Regions from separate parts of the Homo sapiens genome. Here regions 1 and 3 are each linked to region 2. The links are chromatin contacts, found by Hi-C or POLR2A ChIA-PET in ENCODE. All regions are on one chromosome and are shown on one strand. Each heading gives the region's core, a stretch centred on a gene start or an enhancer-like site at or near the end of the contact. The rest is flanking DNA. Distances are from core to core; before and after follow the strand shown. Region 1 overlaps DNM1 (dynamin 1). Region 2 holds the start of CRAT (carnitine O-acetyltransferase). Region 3 overlaps GPR107 (G protein-coupled receptor 107).

Region 1 (2,826 bases), core at 182-2,681, 860 kb before region 2:
TCCTGTGGCACTGGGGATGCAGGTGGCCATGTTGGCCTGGGGGAGATGCCAACCAGCCCTATGGGACCAGGTCCAGGGAGGGAGGCACGGTCCAGACCAGAGCTGTCCAATAGAAATATCATGAGGGGCTGGGCGCGGTGGCTCACACCTGTAATCCCAGCACTTTGGGAGGCCAAGGCAGGTGGATCACGTGAGGTCAGGAGTTTAAGACCAGCCTGGCCAACATGGTGAAACCCCATCTCTACTAAAAATAGAACAATTAGCCAGGTGTGGTAGCGTGAGCCTGTAATTGCAGCTACTCGGGAGGCTGAGGCAGGAGAATCACTTGAACCCAGGAGGCGGAGGTTGCAGTGAACCGAGATCCTGCCACTGCACTCCAGCCTGGCCGACAGAGCGAGACTCCATCTCAAAAAAAAAAAAAAAGAAGAAGAAATATAATGAGGGGCTGTGCACGGTGGCTCATGCCTGTAATCCCAGCACTTTGGGAGGACAAGGCAGGAGGATCACTTGAGCCCAGGAGTTCAAGACCAGCTTGGGCAACACAGTGAGACTTTGTCTCTACACAAAAATTTTAAAGAATAGCGGGGGTTGGCCGGGCGCGGTAGTTCATGCCTGTAATCCCAGCACTTTGGGAGGCCGAGGTGCGCAGATCACCTGAAGTTGGGATTTTGAGACCAGCCTGACCAACATGGAGAAACCCCATCTCTATTAAAAATACAAAATTAGCCGGGCGTGGTGGCACATGCCTGTAATCCCAGCTACTCAGGAGGCTGAGGCAGGAGAATTGCTTGAACCCGGGAGGCGGAGGTTGCGGTGAGCTGAGATTGTGCCATTACACTCCAGCGTGGGTAACAAGAGTGAAACTCCGTCTCAAAAAAAAAAAAAAGAATAGCTGGGGTTGGTGGTAGCACGTGCCTGTAGTCCTAGCTACTGGAGAGGCTGACATTGGAAGATAACTTTGAGCCCAGGAGGTTGAGGCTACAGTGAGTGGTAATCTCCCCACTGTACTCCAGCCTGGTGAAAGAGCGAGACCCTATCTCCAGGAAGAAGAAAAAAAAAAACAACTGAGTAGACAAGAGTTCTGGTGGCATGATAGGTCCTAAGTCCCCTCCCGGTTCTGTGACCTTGGTCAGATGACTTTTCCTGTGGACCTCAGTGTCCTCATCTGAGTGAGAAAAGCGCGGTGGGGAGGTGAATCTTCCAGTCTACGCAGTGTAGGAGCCGCGTCTGAAAAGCCACACCAGCTCACAGTCCCAGCAGGGCCCGGTGGGGCGGCCAGGGCGGCACAGGCATCAGGTCCCCACCTCCTTCCCTCTTTGCCTACTCGCAGACCAAGGAGTTCATCTTCTCGGAGCTGCTGGCCAACCTGTACTCGTGTGGGGACCAGAACACGCTGATGGAGGAGTCGGCGGAGCAGGCACAGCGGCGCGACGAGATGCTGCGCATGTACCACGCACTGAAGGAGGCGCTCAGCATCATCGGCGACATCAACACGACCACCGTCAGCACGCCCATGCCCCCGCCCGTGGACGACTCCTGGCTGCAGGTGCAGAGCGTACCGGCCGGACGCAGGTACCAGGGCCGGCCCCCACGGCCCCAAAGCCCCCCAGCCCGGGGCCCGCGGGAGGAATGCCGGGACCGGGCAGTGGCGCGCCCGCGTCACCGGGGTGGCTCCCACCTGGAGCGAGGGGCGGAGCTTAGAGAGGGCGGGGCTTGTCGCGGGGCGGGGCTTGCCGTGGAGAGCTGGCTGCAAGGCTGGGTGGAGCTGGGGCGTTGGCGCCGCTGGGGGCGGGGCTTAAGCTCCGGCGACCGCCTTAGGGGTGCGGCAGGGAGGGGCTTGCGTGCATGGGCGTGGCCAGCACTGGGCTGGGGCGGGGCCTCTGGGTGGGCGGAGCTGCTCATCTCGCCTCTCCTTGTTCCTCGCTCCCTGTCGCCCTCAGGTCGCCCACGTCCAGCCCCACGCCGCAGCGCCGAGCCCCCGCCGTGCCCCCAGCCCGGCCCGGGTCGCGGGGCCCTGCTCCTGGGCCTCCGCCTGCTGGGTCCGCCCTGGGGGGGGCGCCCCCCGTGCCCTCCAGGCCGGGGGCTTCCCCTGACCCTTTCGGCCCTCCCCCTCAGGTGCCCTCGCGCCCCAACCGCGCCCCGCCCGGGGTCCCCAGGTGAGTAGGGGCTGAATGCGGCTGGAGAGGCTGCCGGACGGGCGTGGCCGGGAGGGAAATGGGGCTGGATTCCAGAGCATCGGACCTGGCCGCCAGAACCGGCCGTTTCTATCCCAGGCAATCGGACTCTGGGTGCCGGAGCCACGCCACGTGTGGCCGAGGGCTGGCGGAGCCTGCCCCCGAGGGAGCGCTGAGTCCCGGAGGTGGTCGTTTCTGGGGAGGGGGCTGTGGGGCTCGTCCCACCTGCCCCCTTCTTTCCAGCACTTGCATGGCGCTTCCCTCTATTTTCACTCTTGGCGGCCGCCCACACGTTGCATTCCTCCTCCTTTCTTCTTCTTGCTGTCCTCCATCCTCCATTCCGTCCAATTCCTCTCCCAGCCCCTGGGGAGCCTACCTTAGGTCTGACTCTGAACCCCGATCTGCTCTGAGTGTGTGGATTTCCTTCAGCTACCCTGATGTCCCCACTTCCCAGCCCTGACTCCTTTGAGCCATCCCAGGGGGTGTCCAGCCACTGGCCCACAGGAGCAGAGGCCAGGCTGTGACTGTGTGACTAGAAAGGTGTGTGATGTGTGTGTGGGCGTGCACACGAGTGTGAGAGTGTAAGCATGGCACCCAGGCCCGGGCTAGGACAGGAGCAGCTGGGGAAGCAGCCTGGGCCGTGGGCAAACTG
Region 2 (2,745 bases), core at 123-2,622:
TCCTGAGCTGTGGCTCATTCAGCTAGGGTCCAAGAGCGGAGGACTTTTGGTATGAAAAATAAACCAAAGGACACTGGGATTGGGCTGGATTTGAATGAGCAGGTCCAGGGGACTCTGGGCAAGTCCCTCCTTGCCTCAGTTTCCCTGCAGGAAGGTAACCAGTCCAGTCGGATGGTCCTGGAGGATGATCTAGAGGCTGTTTGTGGGATGGATGCAGCTTGGGAGACAGTGACAAGGGTGCGGTGGAGGCTCAGGGTGTTGCAACACCTAAAAGAGCCTCTAGGCCTGAGCCTGGATGCACCCTCCGCCCTCTGGCCCCGTAGTGTGTGTCTGAGACAGAGTGAGACACCAGCAACATATGCTTGGATCAGGGACGGAAGGGACTGAAATTAGGCTAGCATCCGGGCTGCTCACCGGGGAGGACTGAGGGGTAGATATAGCCAGGGTGGGGAAGGGGGCTAGAGGGGAGGATATAGCCAGGGTGGGGAAGGGGGCTGGAGGGAAGGATACAGCCAGGGTGGGGAAGGGGGCTGGAGGGGAGGGAGACCATGGGGCTGCCACCTGCCAGTTCTGAGGCCTTTCTAGCTTGATGCCTCCGCGTGTTTCTCTGGCCACACACAATTCCCCAGGGACCGTCTGATAAACCAAAGGAGTGTGACCAACTGGACAGGGTCGGAGGAGTGGCTCTGGCCTAAGCGTGCGACGGGTGTGTCAATCGGAGAATAACTGGGAGAGTGAGCTAGGGTCTGGATGCTCCTGGTCTCTCTCCCCTACCGGCCTGTCTCTGGGTCTAAGGGTGGGGGTGCTAACTGAAGCCGGGGTCCCCCTTGTCTTTCCTGGGTCGTTGGAACTGAATGCTCCAGGACGTGGGTTTAATCCCGCTTCTGACCTTGCGCCCCAATCTCCTGCTCTGCCAAACCTGGGACGCCCGCCTGACCCCACCCCATCAGCTGGAGGCCGGGTCGAACAGCGGCCGCAGGACGCGGTCTCCGTTCCCGGACGCAACCGCACGGCCCGCCCAGGCCGTCCAGGGCCCTCAGGCCCGGGATCCGCCGCACTCACCACGGTCCTGGCAGCGAAGGCTAACATCTTCGCTGCCCGTCCGCGGACACGCAGTCCGCTCCGCCCCACACACCGGGCAAAGTCCGCGCCGCCGCCGCCGCGGCTGGGGTCGGTGGGTCCTTGCTAGAGCCTTCGGGCCAAGGTCGCTGAGTTACAGCCGCCAGCCGGTAGAGGCAGCCCCGCGCCCACCCTCTGGGCCGAGCGGGCTGCGGGAAGGCACCCGGGGAGGAGGACTCGCGAGGCGGGGCCTGGGCCGGTAGCGGGCCCCGGGCGGGCAACGGTGCCCGGGAGGTTGGCTGTGGGGCGGGGACGGGGCATCGATGGGGCGGAGTCTCCTTGAGGAGGGACAGGAGGGGCGGGGACGGAGGGGCGGGGCGTCGCCCGGTAGCGGGTCGCAGTAGGCTGGCTGCGAGTCGGGGGCGGGACCACGGCGGGCGGGGACAGAGGGGCAGGGCCGAGGGCGAGTCATTGAGACCTGTGGAGGAGGAAGGAGGAGGTCACCGTCCAGCTGTCTCTCCCCTGTCCCCACATGTCTTCTAAGCTGTTGGAGGTAGTGGTGTGCACCTTTCCAACTCCGTCTGGTGTCCTTGAGCCTAACTCTTAGAGTGATAGGAAAACACAACCATGTTGACCGGGGAATGTCCTCTAATATTCCTTGGGTTAGGGTCAGTACCACCCACAAAGATGACAGGTGGTACTCCGGGACAGGAGACTGTCCCGGAAAAACATGGCTGAGCACAACCCAAACTTGACGCCCCGCACAATCGTGGCAGTCGCGGCGCCCGACGTTCGGGCGGCCGTGAGCGGTCCTAGCGCTTGGCGGCCGTTGGCGCGCATGCGCCCCGCGCGCCCCGCACTGACATGGCCGTCGCCCGGTTCCGCGCGTCCGCCGCGCGCCGGCCGTTAATAGGCTTGCTCCCTGAGCGCCCCGCACCGACATGGCGGCCGTCTTCGCTGTGGTGACTTTAACTCTCGGTTTTCGGTTATAGCCGGCCGGCGCTCACTTGTCTTCAGGAAGCTCGGAGCCTTTGGTGGAGCCGGGGAGAGGAAGGGTGGGTGCAAGAGTGAAAGGCGAGAGGGGACTGCAAGCATCCGGGTCGGCTCCTGGCCGGAGCAAGATGGCTGAGGGCGAGCGGCAGCCGCCGCCAGGTAAGGCCGGCGGGGCCAGGCCGGGCCGGGGTCGGGTAGGGTGGGGGCGGTGCCAGGTGTGGGAGGCTCAGGAGGGCGAGAGTCATGACACGGAGGAACTGGAGGGGCAAAAGCTGAGGGGCCCCGAGGAGGGACTGAGTTGAATGGCCTTAGGGGAGAGGTGGGTGGTGGGGCGCCGCTGGGGAGGGAACCAGGGGCTGCAAAGGGGTGGTGATTGGGGCGCAACTCTGGGTTTTGTGGGAGTCCAGGCTGCCCGAATGCTGGGTGGGCAGCGCCGTGGTCATAAGGGGGCCTTTTGCATCTCTGGGCAGCGCGTGCTTAAGTAAGCTGCTGACTCGGTGGGGAAGCTGCCAGGGAGGGGGGCGAAAGTGATTCCGGAGGCTGCCGTCTTTATTAGTCGCTGCTTAGGGGATGGGGTGGTGCTCCGTGGGCCTGCGCCCGCCTCGCCTCCAGTTTCGGCCTCCGCGTCCTGCTCACCCCTCATCCTCCTACTCTCTGGTTCCAGTGCCTGAGAATTTATTGAGGGAAACTGCC
Region 3 (2,776 bases), core at 245-2,744, 950 kb after region 2:
CTCCAACTCCTGGGCTCAAGCCATCTTCCCGTTTCAGCCTCCAAAGTAGCTAAGACTACAGATGCTTGCCACTGTGCTCGGCTAATCTGAGTTTTACATCAAAAATTGTCTAAATATGATTTTTATATTGTGTTAAAAACACAATATTTTGATGACTGATCATTCTGGCTTTCAAGTAGATGCTGCAAATGAGCAAGTGGACAGGAAGTGCTTTGCTAAAGCCTCAGAAATTTGGGCATTTCTTGGGTTTGATACTTCTATGATAATTATCCACAAATTATAACTCAAATACTCTAGACTTTGTGTCAGCAGCTTAGCAAGGCATGTAGTTTAGAGCAGAACTTGGGAATAGCCAGTCCTCACTGCTGTCGAGTGCAGTGTAACTTCTGGGCTAGTCATATTAGAAGCCTTCCTCGCTGATGGGATCTAGACTAGAAGATGTTGGATGAAAAGATAAGTTAAAGCAGAACATCACACAAAAGGAGTATGCACCTGAAACTTTATTTTGACTTAAAATCTGCCAATATACATTCATTGACTTAAATGAGTGACATTAAGCTTACTGGATGACTTCGCAACACATGCCTTCTGTCTCTTACTCATTCAACAAATACTCTTCAGGTGTCTTTTATATACCGGGTGGGCACTTCTAGACACAGGCTGAGGCAGTGAGCGGGACTAAGCCCCGACCTTTGTGGAGTATTCATTCTAGTGGTAATGGACAGCTAGCTTCTAAACACCTGAATGCACAAGTAATTTAAAAATGGGATAAATTGATGAGAAAATAAAACAGTATTGGAACCAAGAGTAATGGAATTGGAAATTACTGTGGAGAGAGACTCTGAAGAGTTAATATGTGAGTGGACTTAATGAATGAGCCAGGCATTTGAGGGTCTAGGGAAGAATATCACAGGCAGAGGAACAGGAAGTGCAAAGTCCCTGAGTGGGAGCATCTTCATGTTCCCATGTCTATGGAGGCCCCTATGGCTGGAGCAGAGTGATCTAGGGGAGAGGTACACATGAGCCTGGAGGCCATGGTAGGATGTGTGGATTTTATTCTGCGTGATGAGGAACCTGCCCTGGTTTTTGGCATAGGGAAGTAGTTTCCTGAAGAAGTGACATTAAAGCTGAGACTGGAAGAGTAAGAATTAGCCAGGGCAGGCCGGGCGTGGTGGCTCACGCCTGTAATCCCAGCACTTTGAGAGGCCAAAGTGGGCAGATCCCCTGAGGTCAGGAGTTCAAAACCTGCTTGGCCAACATGGTGAAATACTTTCTCTGTTAAAAATACAAAAATTAGCCGGGCATGGTGATGGGCACCTGTAATCCCAGCTACTCGGGAGGCTGAGGCAGGAGAACCACTTGAACCTGGTAGGCCAGTGAGGCCAGTGAGCCGAGATTGCACCACTGCACTCCAGCCTGGGTGACAGGGTGAGACTCTGTCTCAAAAAAAAAAGCATTAGCCAAGGCAAAATGAGGTTAGAGCTTATGTCTGGAAGAGGAAGTGAAAGAGATTGATTGTTCGTGTGCCACTCGGATTCTTAGTTTCCTACTTTGTAAAATAAGGATAATGGTAGCTTTCCCACAGGGTAGTTATGAGGATTAGATAAAATTATGTAAAATAATAGCACTGAGGCTGGGTACGGTGGCTCACACCTGTAATCCCAGCACTTTAGGAGGCCAAGGCGGGTAGATCACCTGAGGTCGGGTTTGAGACCAGCCTGGCCAACATGGTAAAACCCCATCTCTACTAAAAATACAAAAAATTAGCCGGCGTGGTGGCGCATGCCTGTAATCCCAGCTACTCGGGAGGCTGCGGCAAGAGAATTGCTTGAACCTGGGAGGCGGAGGTTGCAGTGAGCTGAGATTGCGCTATTGCACTCCAGCCTGGGTGACAAGAGCAAGACCCTGTCTCGAAAATGATAATAATAATAATAATAATAATAATAATAATAATAATAGCACTGAGTAGTAGACTGATCTAAGTAGTAGTTCATTCATTCAACGTTTATTAAATACCTACTATGTGCTAGGCACTAGAGATATACAAATGAGACAGGCCCATAGACAGGTAGTTATGATATAGCATGGTGGCTCTTTCGCCTGCCTGCCTGCCTGCCTGCCTTCCTGCCTTCCTGCCTGCCTGCCTGCCTGCCTGCCTGCCTTCCTTCCTTCCTTCCTTCCTTCCTTCCTTCCTTCCTTCCGTTTGTCTGTCCATCCGTCTTTTATTTTTTTTTAAATAAGAGTGTCTCACTCTGTCACCCAGCCTAGAACTCAGTGGTGCAATCATAGCTCACTGCAGCCTCAAACGTTTGGGCTCAAGGGATCCTCCTGCCTCAGCCTGCCTGCCTAGTAGCTAGTACTACAGGTGCACACCACCACATCTGACTAATTTTTTTATGTGGATATTTTGTAGAGATGGGGTCTTGCTACTTTGTCCAGGCTGGTCTTGAACTCCTGGTCTCAAGCACTCCTACCACCTTGGTCCTGAACTCTTTATGAGAGGATAAGACAGGGAAGATTTGGTTATTTTAATACCAATGTCTGGCGTATTTGAACTAGAATGACTCCTAACCTCAGTGTACACTGTAAATGATCTTTTTTAAACAGACATTTCAGGGTTTCATCTCTTTTAAGTGTGAATATCTATTAAGCAGCTGCTCTTTAGCATGTGTGTATACATAAAAATATAACATGCTTTTTTTTTTTTGAGACGGAGTCTCGCTCTGTCGCCCAGGCTGGAGTGCAATGGCATGATCTCAGCTCACTGCAAGCTCCA

Evidence for each region. Hi-C counts contacts between places; a loop is a spot of excess contacts on that map. ChIA-PET counts read pairs that join two places held with the same protein, here RNA polymerase II (POLR2A). Pooled maps may share reads with other maps.
Region 1: a loop to region 2 is called in a map of CD8-positive, alpha-beta T cell, with 12 times the contacts of the local background. The contact joins the enhancer-like site here to the promoter of CRAT in region 2. A Hi-C loop is called at or near these places in 1 of 168 maps with a recorded cell type or tissue (CD8-positive, alpha-beta T cell) and 7 of 50 pooled maps. POLR2A ChIA-PET finds 5 or more read pairs at or near these places in 1 of 52 experiments (WTC11).
Region 3: a map of B cell shows a loop between it and region 2 (7-fold over the local background). The contact joins the enhancer-like site here to the promoter of CRAT in region 2. A Hi-C loop is called at or near these places in 2 of 168 maps with a recorded cell type or tissue (B cell and Right ventricle myocardium superior), 2 of 37 single-sample maps with no recorded cell type and 3 of 50 pooled maps.

The regions. Positions count from the first base shown.
Region 1 is chr9:128,248,785-128,251,610 of GRCh38, forward strand. DNM1 (dynamin 1) reads left to right here. Exons shown (of 22, transcript NM_004408.4): 20 at 1,331-1,572; 21 at 1,941-2,156. Among named protein-coding and RNA genes, the nearest start is that of MIR3154, 5.2 kb to the left of the region's middle. RefSeq lists an enhancer at 1,203-1,342 and silencers at 1,513-2,012, 2,023-2,112. Within about 2 kb of position 1,432, at least 9 of the 41 ENCODE cell types and tissues checked have a DNase peak (open chromatin) inside an H3K27ac peak, as active enhancers do; they include CD8-positive, alpha-beta T cell, where a contact is called at or near this core.
Region 2 is chr9:129,109,421-129,112,165 of GRCh38, forward strand. It overlaps CRAT (carnitine O-acetyltransferase), which reads right to left and starts at 1,373. Exons shown (of 14, transcript NM_000755.5): 1 at 1,063-1,373. The coding sequence starts at 1,089. PTPA (protein phosphatase 2 phosphatase activator) reads left to right here and starts at 1,995. Exons shown (of 10, transcript NM_178000.3): 1 at 1,995-2,211. The coding sequence starts at 2,181. RefSeq lists silencers at 1,129-1,568, 2,259-2,308 and enhancers at 1,979-2,258, 2,191-2,731.
Region 3 is chr9:130,060,502-130,063,277 of GRCh38, forward strand. All of the region lies in intron 1 of GPR107 (G protein-coupled receptor 107), which reads left to right. Among named protein-coding and RNA genes, the nearest start is that of GPR107, 8.0 kb to the left of the region's middle. Within about 2 kb of position 1,495, at least 4 of the 41 ENCODE cell types and tissues checked have a DNase peak (open chromatin) inside an H3K27ac peak, as active enhancers do; they include B cell, where a contact is called at or near this core.